Linked DNA regions of Homo sapiens: region 1 is linked to region 2. The links are chromatin loops, found by intact Hi-C in ENCODE. Cell type or tissue: PC-9. All regions are shown on one strand.

Region 1 (8,000 bases), 410 kb after region 2:
TACAGTAACATGTATAATGTAAACTGTAATACTTAGCATATATAACGTTTTTTAAAAACACAAGAGATGATAAAATGAAACTGTGCCTATAGTTGTGATCATGTGAGCTGTCCTTGTAGAATCTAACTCCCGCTGGAAATATATTCTGAGCACAGCTGTACACACAATTGCTAAAAGGTGTCTACCTCTAGTATTCATTCATTCATTCATTCCACCAATATTTATGAAGAAAATACTAATTTTAAAAATTCTCAATACTATTATTATTATTTTTGTAGAGACAGGGCCTTGCTATGTTGCCCAGGGTAGTCTTGAACTTCTGTCTCAAGCCATCCTTCCCCCTCAGCCTCTCAAAGTGCTGGGATTACGGGTGTGGGCCACCATGCCTGGCCAATTGAGCAAATACTGTATGTGAGGAAATAGACTGAAGATTCAGAGTTGAACTTTCTACTGGGGAAGATCATAAACAAATAAAGTAATAAACATACAATATAATGTTGGGTAGTGAAAAGTGCTTTGAAAAAGATAAAGCAGAGTAAGGGGCTAGAGAGAGATGGGTTGGTGCTTCTTAAGAGAGGGTGGTCAGGGAAGTCATCCCTAAGAAGGTTTGAGCAGAGAGTCTCGTGAATTTTGTGACAGGACTGCAGGACGATGCCTGGGTCCGGTGAGGAAAGGAGCTCCCCATGCAGCAAGGAGATATGTGGCAAAAGCCAGGGAGGTCCCATGTGGAGAAGAAGATTAGTCTTTAGGTGGTGGGGCACGACAACTGCCTTCAAATTCTTGCAGAATAGTCATATAGAACAGTGGCTTTCAAACCTTTTGACTGTGACTCATGGTAAATGCATTTTATATTGTGACCCAGCATGCACACACGCATATGACAAACTAAAACTTCACAAAAGACTACAGACTATGACTTGCATTTTGAAAATCACCAATGTGGAAGAGAAATGAGACTTACTTTGAGTTGGTTCCAAGGGTGGGAATTAGGACGGATAGAAAAAGAAAAAAAGAGAGAGAGAATCAGCTTTGATACAGGAAGGAACTTTCTAGCAATTAGAACTGTCCAACAGTGAACTTCCCCCAGGAGTTTTTAAACTGTGTTCTGATGAAACCTAGCATTCTGTGAATATTCAAGAGAGTCAAATATTTGCCCCCACCCAGCCATCCCTTATTTGCTTTATATTTTGAAAACTATATGCAATATTGTAACTTCAGAAACCCAACCAGGTAAGGCACGGTGGCTCACTGTAATCCCAGTGCTTTGGGAAGCTGAGGTGAGAAGATCACTTGAGGCTAGGATTTCGAGACCATCCTGGGCAGCATAGGTGAGACATTGTCTTTACAAAAAATTTTAAAACTAGCCAGGTGTGGTGGCAGGTGTCTGTAGTCCTAGCTACTCTGGAGGCTGAGGTGGGAGGATCACTTGAGCCTAGGAGTTTGAGGTTGCAGTAAGCTATGATTGCACCACTGCACTCTAGCAAGTGGACGACACAGCAAGATCCTATTTCTAAAAATAATAATAACAAACCAATCATACCCACTCGGGTGCTAAATGTCAAAATTTAGCAAGTTAATATTTAGTGTGTGCTGCCTGAGAGGTTATTATAGAGGTTAAGGAGTGAGTAGAAGTCAGACTTCCTGAGTTCAAAGCCTGATTCCACTTTTCTTCTAATGTGACTTTGGGCAAGTCACTTAACCCCCCACCAAACTTAAGTTTTCTCATCTGTAAAAAGTGGGGATTATACCTCACTGGATTATTATAAAAATTGCATAAGGTATTCCATAGAAGGCATTTAGGACTGTGCAGGCTCAATAAATGATAGCTATTATTTTAAGTTGTTAATACGATATCCCTGTGCGTATATTAAAACCCTACATTAATACAAGCCTACTGCAGGATAGGCAGTGTTAACCACTTCACATGGATCAGCCTAAGAGGAAGGTACTGTTATCACTCCCAGTTTATGGAGGAGGAAATAGGCTCAGAAGTTTAAGTGACTCATCGAGAATCAGAGCTATTAAGTGGCAGGCCATAACCTTGAACCCAGGACTGGATACTCTGGACTGCTGCGCTGGCCCCCACGTAGGAATCGCTTAAACATATGTTGTTGATTCGGAAAGTGGTATATCTTCACTGCTCTTTCTTAGATTCTAGGTCCATGCCATCCTGTCATGGACAGTTATACAGGTGGACCAGTGAGGCACACCTGGGCAGTGCTCTGTTCACATCTGTCCTGCACCTGCTCTCATCCTGCCTTCACAGGTATGCAGTGAGAAGACTGGAAAGCATTATTAACAGTGTGGTCTTTTGGTGGTAGGATTGGGGATTGTTTTTTATTTGTTTGTTTGTTTGTTTTGAGACGGAGTCTCGCTCTGTTGCCCAGGCTGGAGTGCGGTGGCGCGATCTTGGCTCACTGCAATCTTCACCTCCTGGGTTCAAGCGATTCTCCTGCATCAGTCTCCTGAGTAGCTGGGACTACAGGTGCACGCCACCATGTCCAGCTAATTTTTGTATTTTTAGTAGACATGGGGTTTCACTGTGTTAGCCAGGATGGTCTGGATCTCCTGACCTCATGATCCGCCCACCTCGGCCTCGCAAAGTGCTGGGATTACAGGTGTGAGCCACAGCGCTCGGCCATGGATTGCAGATTGTTTAAAGTTTTTTTGTAATTTATCATATTTTCTTAAATGTTGACAGTGTACATACATTATTATTATAGTAGTCCTCCCTTATTCAAGGGGGATATGTTCCAAGACCACCAGTAGATGCCAGTGAAACAGTGGATAATACCCAAACTGATTACTGTCAATCAGACTGTTTCTGTTCATATCTTCCACTCACAAATTTAATGCTTTTTCCATCTTAACTAAGCACTTATCATGCTCTGTGGCAACAGCTTTTTATAGTTTGAGGTGAAGCACCAAAACTAGCACCAATTTTTTTCCCCTTTGAAATTTGATGGATAGAAGTTTTATTCTTACTGTAGATCTTAGCAACCTCAGAATACAGTTTTTTTCTTGCCTTATTAAGTCAAGAACTTTCACCTTTTCACATAAAGGAGGCACTTTACAGCTTGTCTTTGGCATGTCCAAAGTGCTGGCATCACTACTCTTGTGCTTTGGGGCCATTATTAAGTAAAGTAAGAGTTACTTGAACACAAGCACTGAGACAACGTGATGGTGGATCTGACAATCGAGATGGCTACTAAGTGACTAATGGTGGGGTAGCAAATACAGCTTGAATGTGCTGGACAAGGATGATTCACATCCCAGGTAGGGTGGAGTCAGACGATAGGAGATTTCATCACATGCCTCAGAATGGTGCATAATTTAAAGCTGATGAATTATTTATTTCTGGAATTTTCCATTTAATATTTTCAAACCACAATTGACCATGGGTAACTGAAACTGGAAAATAAAGCTACAGACAAGGGTGGACTACTGTAAAACAGGAAGCTTAATATTTTTCTAATCACTCATAATTCCAGAACACTAATACATTTTTTAATAACAGCTTTATTAAAGCTAGGGCAGTAGATGGTTCTTACTAAAATGGTATAACACTGAGGGGTGGTAAATGAATAGTGGCTGCTTTGGTTATTTTTTGAGACAGGGTCTCACTTTGTCACCCAGGCTGAAGAACAGTGGCACGAACATAGCTTACTGCAGCCTTGACCTCTTGGGCTCAAGTGATCCTCCTGCCCCAGCCCCTAAGGTAGCTGGGACTACAGGCACATGCCACCATGCCTGGTTAATTTTTATATTTTTTGTAGAGACGGACTTTCACCATGTTTCCCAGGCTGGTCATGAGCTCAAGCTATCGCCTAACCTCGGCCTCCCAAAGTGCTGGGATTACAGGAGTGACCCACCACACCCAGCCCTAGGGGCTGCTTTTATAGATACTAAAAGACCTTGTTAAGCTGGATTGGTGATTGTGCTTTGATCATTATTGATTTGTTTCTGTTATTTTGAATCTCTTAATTTCTTGAAGAATGTTGTCAATAATTCTATTAAATATCAAATTTTTAGTATAGATTGTCCACCAAAAAAAAGTTGAAAATTGCTGCTGTGAGGATTACAGAATAAAGTAAGGAAAAATACTGCATGGAAAAGGACCAGTAGAGTGTAAAATCATTTATTCAATCCTTTACTCATTAGTATATATAAATGGTATAAGTTCCTTAGGGAAAAAAATGGGCAAAATGAAACCCAAGTCTGCTAATAAAAAATAATTGCTATGGAAATTAAATTGTGCCCTTGCTATTAACAACTAAAAAGTAGTTAAATGTGTTAAACAACTCACATTGGACAACAGGCACAGTACAATAATCCCTGAAGGAAGAAAAACACGGTGAGTCCTACAATTGCCCCCATTTAGTACTGGGGTCAGTTTTTAGGCCATATTGTAGGAAATCCAAATGAATTCTAGATTTCTGAGTTGAGAAGATAAAAATAAGAATTCAGAGAGGCCAAAGAGGCTAGAATTTATAGGGAGAACCCTAAAGGAAGGAGCTGCACCAAAAATGTTCAGAAACCTGAAGAGAGGTCTCCTTAAGTTTTTGGCTGAGCAGTAATCTGCACATGCATGAGAAGAAACTAAGACTGGGGAAATACCCATCAAAAGGCCATAGGCTGAACAATTTCTGGGGCTTAAACAGAACTGGGAATGTTGCATGTTACCATAAACCAGAATGCAGAGACATGGTATTAGATAGGAATTGGGTAGAGTTCACAGAAATGTCATGCCTTAGTAGTGGGGATAAATTATTCCCAGAATAAAAGCTGCTCTGGACTTGCCATAACAAAGTTTAAAAGCTTGAAAGGGTCAGATGGATCTACAAGTTACTGAAAAGTGTGCCACATCCTTTGCAGGAATATATCAAAACCCAGCACCCAGCAATGTAAAATTCAAAATGTCCAATATCTAATACAAAATTACCAGACATGAAAAGGAAAATATGACCCATATCTGAGAGGAAAATCAACCAATAGGAACAGACTTAAAAATGACAGATTATAGAATTAGTACAAAGAAACCTTAAAGCAGCTACTATGAATCTTACAAATATTCCTAAGGATGTAAAGGAAACTGAACATGATGAGGCTAGAAATAGAAGACATAGAAAAAGAGCCCAAATGTAACCTCTAGAAAGAAAAAATACAATATTTGAAATAAGAATGCAATGGATGGGATTTGCAGCTGATGAGACTTCAGAAGATCAGTGAACTTGGCCGGGCATGGTGGCTCATGCCTGTAATCCCAGCACTTTGGGAGGCCAAGGCAGGTAGATCACAAGGTCAAGAGTTCAAGACCAGCCTGGCCAAGATGGTGAAACCCCGTGTCTACTAAAAATACAAAAATTAGCCAGGCATGGTGGCAGGCACCTGTACCCAGCTACTCGGGAGGCTGACACAGAGAATTGCTTGAAGCTGGGGGCAGAGGGTGCAGTGAGCCGAGATTGCGCCACTGCAATCCAGCCTGGGTGACAGAGCGGGACTCCGTCAAAAAAAAAAAAAAAAAATCAGTGAACTTGAAGACATGACAATATAGACTACCCAAATGAAGGACAGAGAGAAAAGAGACTTAAAAATATTGAACAGAATATCAATAACCTTTGGGAAAATATGAAATGATCTAATATAACTGTAGCCCCAGGAAAGAAGGTGGCAGAGGCAGAAAAACTATTTGAAAAAATAATGGCTGAATATTTTCCAAATTTGGTGAAAACTGTAGCCTACAGATTAAAGAAGTTCATTAAAACCCAAATATTAAAGACATAAAGAAAATTATGCCAAGGTACCATGAAAATAAAATTGCTGAGAGGCACATAGAATAGTCAAAGTAATAGAAATAGAAAGTACAATGGTGGTTGCCAGGGATTGCAGGGAAAAAGGAATGGGGAAATACTGAGGAAACACCATATTGTAGGAAATACTGGGGAAGTACCATATTGGTTAATGGGTATAGCATTTCAGTTTTTCACAATGAAAAGATTTACAGAGACGGATAGTGGTGAGGGTTGCACAACATTATGAATTTGAATTCCACTCAGCTGTGCACTTAGAAATGGTTGAGATGGCAAATTTTTATGTTATGTGTATTTTACCATAATAAAAAATTAGGAAAAATCAAATTGCTGAATGAAAGTGATACACAGAAAAGCTTAAAAGTTGATGGATAAAAAAAGAATTATTACTGACAGAGGAATCAAAATAAGCATTACAGTGGACTTCTCATCAGAAACTATGCATGTCAGAAGACAAAGGAGTAATATAAAAGTTCTTGGGAGAGGTAGGAAGAGAAAAAAACCTATGAACCCATAATTCTATACTCAGTGGAAATAATTTTCAAAAATAAAAGAAAAATAAAGACCATTTCAGACAGACAAAAACCTAGAGAATGCATTATCAGAAGACCTGCACTGCATGAAAAGTTAAAAGAATTTCTGTAGATAGAAGGACTATGACACTAGAAAGAATCTTGAATTTACACAAAGAATTGAAAAGCACTGAAAATGATAAAATACTTTTTTCTTATTTTAATTTCCTTAAAAGATAATTGAGTGTTTAAAAAAATATGAGATTAATAATATATGTAGAAATAAAATGTATACAAAAGTAGCAAAAAGGATGGAAGGTAGGAAATGGAAGTGTATTTTTGTAAAATTCTTACATTATATGTGAAGTAACATACTATTGTTTGACTGTGATAAATTAAAGATGTATACTGTAAACCTTAATCACTATACATAAGTATAGCTAATATGTCAGAAATGAAGATAAAATGAGGCCATAAGTAATATGCACTTACTCTCAAAAGATCCAAAAAAAAGAGACAAGGGCCAATATAACAAGTAGGAAATTGATAGGTTTAAGCCCAGCCATATCAAGTGCTACATTAAATGTAAAAGTTCTAAACACTCCAATCAAAAGGCAGAGTTTGATTAGATTAAAAACCAGGACCTAATATATGTTTTCTTTAAAAAACCATCTCTAAATATAAAGACACATTCCTGCAAGCAGAAGTGTGAAGAAAACTCAATAATTAAATATAAAGACACAAGCAGGTTAAAAGTAAAAGGATAGAAAAAATATAGTGTGCTAATAGTAATCAAAAGAAAGCCAAAATGGCCATGTTAATATCAGAAAAAATAAGACTTCAGAACAAGGAATATTACCAGGGCTAAAGCAGGGTATTTCGTAATGATAATGGGGTCAATTCACCAAAAAGACATAAAAATTATAAATGTTCATGCACCTGGTAATAGTGCTTCAAAATACACAACAACAATTGACAAAGCTTAAAAGAGAAATAAACAAATTCACAATAATATAATATGGGAATTTCAACACTTCTTAGTATTGATAGAAGGAATACATTGCAAATCAGTAAGGATGTAAAAGACTTGAACAGACTATCAACCAATGCTACCTAATTGACATTTATAAAAAATCCCATTCAACAACAAAAGGAAAATTCAAATCAACAACAAAAAGATAACTAGAGAATCCCCCTGACTACTTGGAAATTAAACATCAGACTTCTAAATAAGCCATGTGTAAAAAAGAAATTACAATGAAAAATAAAAGATATTTTAAACTGAAAGAAAAATGAAAACACAACATGTTAAAATATATGAGATGCCACTAAAATGGTGCTTACAGGAACATTTAAGATATTAAATACATGTATTAAGAAAGAAGAAGGCGCTGGGTGCGGTGGCTCACTCCTGTAATCCCAGCAATTTGGGAGGCCAAGGTGGGCAGATTACTTGAGGTCAGGAGTTCGAGACCAGCCTGACCAACATGGTGAAACCCTGTCTCTACTAAAAATACAAAAAATTAGCCAGGTGTGGTGGGAGTGCCTGTAATCCCAGCTACTGGGGAGGCTGAGGCAGGAGAATCACTTGAACCTGGGAGTTGGAGGTTGCAGTGAGCTGAGATTGTGCCACTGCACTCCAGGGTCTAAATTCAATTATTGAAGCTTCCACCTAAAA
Region 2 (8,000 bases):
TAATTCAAGTTTTTGTTTTTTACCTTCATTAGCCTCTGGCCTTGAATTCTTGATATATGCAGAGAATTTGGCAAAGATGTCCATTCCAGCAGTATTTGATTCTGGGTGTTTTGGTGAAAGCTTTAAGTACCTAAATAGAAAAAGTGATATGGATTATAGATCCTTCAAAGATGAATTAGCATAAGTTCTCTCAAACCACCATGCTAGCAGTTACTAGACGTCTTTTAATAGTTATTACTATAAGAAATACCATCATTTGTTTTCTATGGTATTTTTAAAAACTGTTTTTTCCTTACGAGACAAAGCTCTGCACTATGTTTTTGTTCACATATTAATATTCTTGGCAACCACAGGGCATGTGCACTCCACCTCCATCTGATAAATTAGAATGCTGGGGAAACAGTTGACTTGTTCAGAGATTTCTGCCAGGCCAATGGGAGTCTTGGAATGAGATTGCTAGAGCAGTGCTGTCCAAGAGAACTTTCTGTGATGATGGAAATGTTCTCTATCTTCATTGTCCAGTACAGTAGCCACTAGTGCCATGTACCTATTTGAATATGAATTTAAATTAATCACAAACAAAATTAAAAATTCACTTCCTCAGTTGCACTAGTCACATTTCAAGTGCTCAGTAGTCACCAGACAGCACAGCTCACGCGCCTTCTCAAACAGCAGTGCCAACCAGATCCTTAGTATGTCCTGCACTAAACCAGCCAGAGAACCCCAACGGCAGGAAAAGCGCCTAGGCTGGTCAAGCATCATGATCACCCATAGCAGGTTAAGGACAAAAACAAAAGGAGGCGGATCAATCGCTTGAAACCTACACCTGGGATTTCCCAAAACCTCCCTTATATTACACATTCCCTAGAATATTTATGAGGGTAGCACCGAACAACAACAAAATGAGATGTCAGAAAGCACACTGACAAGTGTTCTATTGTGTTGTCAAATTTTTCTACTTTTAGAACAGATGTAATACACCAGCTTTCTAAAACACACACAAAAATGTATATTTCACTGTTTAGATTTAAAACACACATACTCTGTGTATATTTCTTCTTCAAACTGGAAAATATATGAAAAAGCTCAATTATTCATCTTCCCTTTAGGAGGACTCATGTCAGCCCCAGGAGTCAGGGCTAGAAGAATTCAGATTCTTAGCCCCATTTTAGGGAAGATTAATCAGCTTGAAGGTCCTGCAAAACGTCACTAGAAAATGGACTTGGGAGCAATAAGACTTTAGAAAAAACCTTACAGTGTACTAATTATTTCAACTCATTTATTTGAAGACATTGTCTTGCCAGCTTTCTTTAAAAACGAAGGGGAAGTAGTTTTCAAAATTCAGTTCAGTTGCAAGTTGTGTTTCAGCTTTTATATTCATGTATCTTCTGTTTACTATTTTGAATTCAGGAAGAGATATATCTTCTAAATATTGGGCAGAGTACTATATTGGTAAGGAAGATATAAAATATCTATGGAACACCTATATGCTCAAGACATCTTTTTTAATAAGTGTACCTAGTCTCTAGATAGCTCTCATTTTTTAAGCTTAAAGATTTATCTTATAAACACAATTATTTACATAAAGAGTTTTTCTGTAAAAATTACAGTGAGTTTCACCTGAATTTAGATATCTATATCTATCTAGCCATACATTAACCACACATCGCCAACTATAGGGCCCTTTACCCTCTCCATTTTCTTTGTTTCTGCCTGGGCTGAAACAGTTAATCACAGATCCACCATCCCTGGATTTTCCTTGACTATACAAACAAGCCTCCAGTTTAAATGTTTGTACTGCTTGTGATACAGGACCATCATTGACTCATTTCAAACAAAAAATAGCGCAGTGAACATAATGCCTTTTCAATACATCTATGTCTTCCTATAGCCAAGTTTCCCAAATTCTCCTTTTCCGCAACCACTATTTAGCTGTACCTAATTGTACTAATGAAGTAAGCCTCATAGTTCTTAAAATAATTTTCGGGAAGGCAGGCTTGAATTACAGATCATTTATATATTCATCATTCATACATACAGTGTAATTCTTGTAATATGCCCTGTTGTCCCTCTGAGATGTATTACTAATTTTGTACTTTTGTGTGTGTGTGTGTGTGTGTGTGTGTGTGTGTGTGTGTGTGTGACAGGGTCTCCCTCTGTCACCCAGGGTGGAGTGTAGTGGCAGGATCTTGCTCACTGCAGCCTCAACCTCCTGGGCTCAAGCGATCCTCCCACCTCAGCCTCCTGAGTAGCTGGGACTACAGGCATGTGCCACCACACTTGGCTAGCTTTTTGTATTTTTTTGTAGAGACGAGGTTTCCCCATGTTGCCCAGGCTAGTGTTGAACTCCTGGGCTCAAGTGATCCTCCTGCCTCAGCCTCCCAAAGTGCTGGGATTACAGGCCTGAGCCACTGCACCCAGCCTGTACTATTAATTTAATGCACAGAATAGTATAGCTATAAGAGAATGTTCACCTCAGATCTCTCATTTTACCTAAAAGGAAATTATGTTCCAGAAAGCTTACACACTTGGCCCCCAAATCACTCAGCTAATTAAAAGTATTGACAAACGAGACCAAGCACAGTGGCTCATGCCTGTAATCCCAGCACTTTGGGATGCCAAGGTGGGCGGATCAATTGAGGTCAGGAGTTCGAGACTAGCCTGGCCAACATGGCAAAACTCTGTCTCCACTAAAAATACAAAAATCAGCCAGGCATGGTAGCGGGTGCCTGTAATCCCAGCTTCTCAGGAGTCTGAGGCAGGAGAATTGCTTGAGACCAGGAAGCAGAGGTTGCAGTGAGCAGAGATCATGCCACTGCACTCAGCCCGGGTGACAGAGCGAGACTGCGTCTCAAAAAAAAAAAGTATTGACAAACTAAAACTGAAATCTCCTGTCCCCAGGTCTAGTGTTTTTGTTTGTTTGTTTGTTTCTATTACAGATTAGATTATCTCTAAAAGATAAATCAAATTCTAAACCAGTAGGTTCAAAATCAACTTTTTTGCATCTTCCCCAAACATTACATTGTAATTTATGCATTATTATTGGCTTTAGCAAATAGCTTGATCAAGCAATGGTTTTCAATTATTGTGAGAACTCATTTTAACACTTAGCAAAAGGGAGGCAAATAATAAAAGGCTAAGTGTCAATGACAGAATAGACATGAGCACCCAGGGTATTTAGACTTTCAGATAAGTCCTTAATTCTGCTTACATCACAGACTCTTAACATTTTAGACTAGCTAAGAATGTTTCCATGCTTTTAGGAAAGATCTCAGGCATTTTCTCCTTTCTGGTGTAAATATAAAAATGAAGGCTGATTAGCCTTGTAAATTCCTTTTTTGTATGTCTTTTTTTTTTTTTTTTTTGAGACAGAGTTTTGCTCTTATTGTCCAGGCTAGAGTACAGTGGCGCAATCTCCGCTCACTGCAACCTCCGCCTTCCGGTTTCAAGCGATTCTCCTGCCTCAGCCTCCCAAGTCGCTGGGATTACAGGCGCCCGTCACCACGCCCAGCTAATTTTTTGTGTTTTTATTAGAAACAGGGTTTCACCATGTTGGTCAGGCTGGTCTCAAACTGCTGACCTCATGATCCACCCGCCTTGGCCTCCCAAAGTGCTGGGATTACAGGCGTGAGCTACCACACCCGGCCTGTATGTCTCATTTTTAAAAAAGGTTTAATAACATTTTATAGCATGCCCCTCCAAATTTATCTCGCTTCCTTCTATTTTATCCTTTTATCAGTAAGTTAGCTAAGTATATCTAGGCTGTTTCAGTTAAAAATCCAAGTCTCAAAGTTTTTTAGCAAAGTGGTTTCTTCATTCAAGCAAGAACTATAAAACATACACAAAAATACTTTCCCCAGAGAAGAAGAAAAAGTTCACTTTAAAACCTATAGCCACACATACCAGTAAAAGTTATCTGATTTGAGCTTTTCATTAGCCTCTCAATGTTAAGCAACTCTAGAATAGACAATTGCCTGTATTTATATTTGTCATGATTAAATCAGGAAGTGTTCACAAAAAACCACTCAGTTCTCAGTACATCAAATGACAAAAACATGTTATTAGAAATGCTAGATTCCAGTCTACAAGCTTGCACAATTCTTCTCCTTTTTCTCCTTATCCTATTTAGAAACAGTCTTACAAGCAGAGCCTGAAGAAGACTAGCAATAAAGACCTGAGACCTCCTTGTTCTGGAAGGAAAAGGCAGTGAGACAGAATGGTCCCTGGGTGCCCTAGAACAATATAGCACAATAGAGGGAAGGAAAATAAATGCAGCTTGTGATCCCAGAAACTCTTCCTCCTCCCACTCATCCCCTAGAAACAATTCTGCATGATGAAAATTATGCTAATTAATTAGCATTTCACATTCTGGGTCCATAGAGCCCACTAAGAAGGCGACATTCCCACTTCAAACATGCTGTTTCAATGCATACAAATAAATAAAAATTCATCAGAAGAGTTAAGATTCACCTGCTTTTTCAAAGCATTCACTGAATTAAGTAAGGGCAGGCACTGTGGCTCACACCTGTAATCCCAGCACTTTGGGAGGCCAAGGAGGTCGGATCACTTGAAGTCCCAGCCTGGCCAACATGGTGAAACCCCGTCTCTACTAAAAATACAAAAATTAGCCAGGCGTGGTGGTGCACATCTGTAATCCCAGCTACTCAGGAGGCTGAGGCAGGAGAATTGCTTCAACCTGGCAAGTGGAGGTTGCAATGAGCCAAGATGCTGCCACTGCACTCCAGCCTGGGCGACACAGCAAGGCTCTGCCTCAAAAAAAAAAAAAAAAAAAAAAAAAGAATTCACTGAATTAAGTTTAATAACCACCTTTGGTCCCACTTGTTCACAGTCAAGTAAACTATCTTTGATTTCTCTCCTACCTTTCCTCTAAACTTGAGCTAGCTTTCAATTTTGTACTCATTAAAGCACAATCCCAATTAAAGACTTAACATTTTCCCTCTTTTACAAAAGCCAAACCCAATAAAATAAGAAGCAGAAAGCAGAGAACAGATGAAACACAGATTTTTGAAGTCATATTGATGTGGCTTCAAAAGTATCCCTGCTCTGCCACCATTAACTGTGAAACCTTGGACAAATTATTTGGATTACATCTTCAGTTTCTTCACAAAGTCTTTGTGAGGATTAACAGAGATAATCCACAAAATAACCCACAAAGCACAATGCATGGTGCATAATTAGTACTTGAGTGTTATTAATAACAGCAGAGGGATAAGCAGCATCAAAAACAATCCCTGGCCAGGCACGGTGGCTCACGCCTGTAATCCCAGCACTTTGGGAGGCTGAGGTGGGCAGATGGCTTGAGCCCAGGAGTTCAAGGCCACAGCTTGGGTAACACGGCGAGACCCTGTTCTCAGACTCCAATTGAAAGTGATCTTACTCTCAACAAAAAAAATACAAAAATTAGCCAGGCGTGGTGGTGTGCACCTGTACTCCCAGCTACTCAAGAGGCTGAGGCAGGAGGATTATGAGCCTGGGAGGTTGAGGCTGCAGTGAGGTAAGATTGCACCACCGCATTCCAGCCTGGGTGACAGAGCAAGGAGTGAGACCCTGTCTCTAAACAAAAACAGAACAAAACAAAGAAAAAACAAAGAAGAAGTAAAAATTTTTACCCCTACAGGGGATTTGGCACACTATGAACATTTATAACACAAAGATTCCTATGTATTTAAACTGAATGAAAAAGACCATCTCTGGTTACAATGTTTCTATGAATATGCTCAAATATAATGGGGCTAGAATTTTTATATAAAAAAGCAATATGAAAATGTTTGTTTTCAAGGTCCAATTTAAAGCTATGATGTCTTACAGAGCATTAGATGCTAAGAATCCAGAATATTCCATATTAACTTTACTATTTCTCTTAATGTCACTTTCCCTCAGAGAGAAATGAGCAAGAATAATGAAAATTCTTTTTTTTTTTCCTTCTTCTTTTTTGAGACAGGGTCTTGCTGTATCGTGCAGGCTGGAATGCAGTGGCATGATCTCAGCTCACTGCAACCTCTGCCTCCCAGGCCCAAGCAATCCTCCCACCTCAGGCTCCCCAGTAGCTGGGACTACAGGCACTTGCCACCATATCCAGCTAATTTTTGTATTTTTTTGTAGAGACAGGGTTTCACCATGTTGCCCAGGCTGGTCTTGAACTCCTGAGCTCAAGTCATCCACCCGCCTCAGTCTCCCAAAGTGCTGGGATTACAGGCATGAGCCACCGCGCCCAGCCCAAAAGTCTTCATTGTTGTTGTTGCTGAAGGATGTAAGAGAATATGAGGAAATGTCCATTTAACTAAAGTCATATGTATGTTTTCAGCACACTAATTTTAAAAACTTATATATACTTGGAAGAATTTATATAATAAGCACTTCAGACAATACTTTAAAACAAAATAGTTTCCTTCATAGAGAATGAATAATAATTCAAACTACTTCTCCATTTATAATTTAATGTTGATACAATGATCTACAGTGACATGAGAGGAAGATCATTTTCAGTTAGTGTCTGAGAGCAAGTTGGCAAATATGGAACCTACCTCTGAGCTGACACTTTTAAGACTAAAAAGGGACCAGTCATGACAGCTTACATGTGTAATCCCAGCAATTTGGGAGGCTGAGGCAGGAGGACTGATTGTGTCCATGAGTTTGAGACCAACCTGGGCAACATAGCAAGACCCCATCTCTACAAAAATTTTTTTAAACTTAGCTGGGCATGGTGGCACACACCTGTACTCCCAGTGCCTCAGGGGAATTGCTTGAGCCCAGGAGGTCGAGGCTGTGGTGAGCCATAATCACACCACTGCACTCCAGCCTGGGCAACAGAGCAAGACCATGTCTCAAAAAAAAAAAAAAAAAAAAAAAAAGACCAAAAAGGGACCTAGAAGTGGGACATAGGGTGCATGCCTGTGGTCCCACTTATTTGGAAGGCTGAGGCAGGAGGATCATCCTAGGCAGGAGGCTAGGAGTTCAAGGTTGCAGTGAGCCAGGACAGCAACACTGCACTCCAGCCTGGGCGACAGTACAAGATACTGTCTATATATATATATATATACATATATATATACATACTTTTTTTTTTTTTTTGAAGTATGGCTGGGCGCGGTAGCTCATGCCTGTAATCCCAGCACTTTGGGAGGCTGAGGTGGGCAGGTCACAAGGTCAGGAGTTCAAGAGCAGCTTGGCCAATATGGTAAAACCCTGTCTCTACTAAAAATACAAAAAAAATTAGCAGGGCATGGTGGCGGGCACCTGTAATCCCAGCTATTCAAGAGACTGAGGCAGGAGAATCGCTTGAACCCAGGAGGCGGAGGTTGCAGTGAGTCGAGATTGTGCCACTGCACTCCAGCCTGGGCGACAGAGAGACTCTGTCAAAAAAAAAAGAAAAAAAGTTATGGTCAGGCGCGGTGGCTCATGCCTGTAATCCCAGCACTCTGGGAGGCCGAGGCGGGTGGATCACCTGAGGTCCAGAGTTCGAGACCAGCCTGGCCAACATGGTGAAATCCCATCTCTACTAAAAACAGAAAAAATTAGCTGGGCATAGTGGTGGACGCCTGTAATTCTAGCTACTTGGGAGGCTAAGGCAGGAGAATCTCCTGAACCTGACAGGCAGAGGTTGCAGTGAGCCAAGATCATGCCATTGCACTCCAGCCTGGGCAACAAAAGTGAAACTCCGTCTCAAAAAAAAAAAAAAAGTTATTTCCACTAAGTTGAATTCATGTTCACAATAGTACCCTACTGAGACGTATAAAGCTTCAATTTATATTCACAAATATCCTAGCTTTGATTTATTGGCATTCTAATTATATGCATGGCCTGAAGGAAAAATCAAGACATGGTTTTCTTAATGTTGGTCTGGAGATACTTTACTGGGGATGAAAGGAAGGTTAGGACTCCTGGGAAGGTAGAGAAAAAAAGAAGCTCCAGGCTCTTAGAAGGGCAGGAAGGATAGTAGAGGATAGGCTTGTAGAATTTTAGTAGAAAAAAAGAATTAA

What was found. Peaks named below come from ENCODE experiments on the same cell type or tissue, not always from the same donor. Only the 100,000 strongest peaks of a DNase experiment are listed, where the experiment ranks them.
Region 1: a loop joins it to region 2, with 9 times the contacts of the local background. A loop is called at or near these places in 12 of 110 quality-filtered maps.

What each region holds. Positions count from the first base shown.
Region 1 is chr1:24,404,969-24,412,968 of GRCh38, reverse strand. All of the region lies in intron 1 of STPG1 (sperm tail PG-rich repeat containing 1), which reads left to right. Among named protein-coding and RNA genes, the nearest start is that of STPG1, 4.8 kb to the left of the region's middle. In PC-9, no CTCF peak of the experiment used is centred here; DNase peaks (open chromatin) are centred at 878 and 3,268; H3K4me3 peaks cover 132 bases; H3K27ac peaks cover 3,407 bases.
Region 2 is chr1:24,819,140-24,827,139 of GRCh38, reverse strand. It overlaps CLIC4 (chloride intracellular channel 4), which reads right to left. Exons shown (of 6, transcript NM_013943.3): 4 at 24-130. Among named protein-coding and RNA genes, the nearest start is that of CLIC4, 78 kb to the right of the region's middle. In PC-9, no CTCF peak of the experiment used is centred here; no DNase peak of the experiment used is centred here.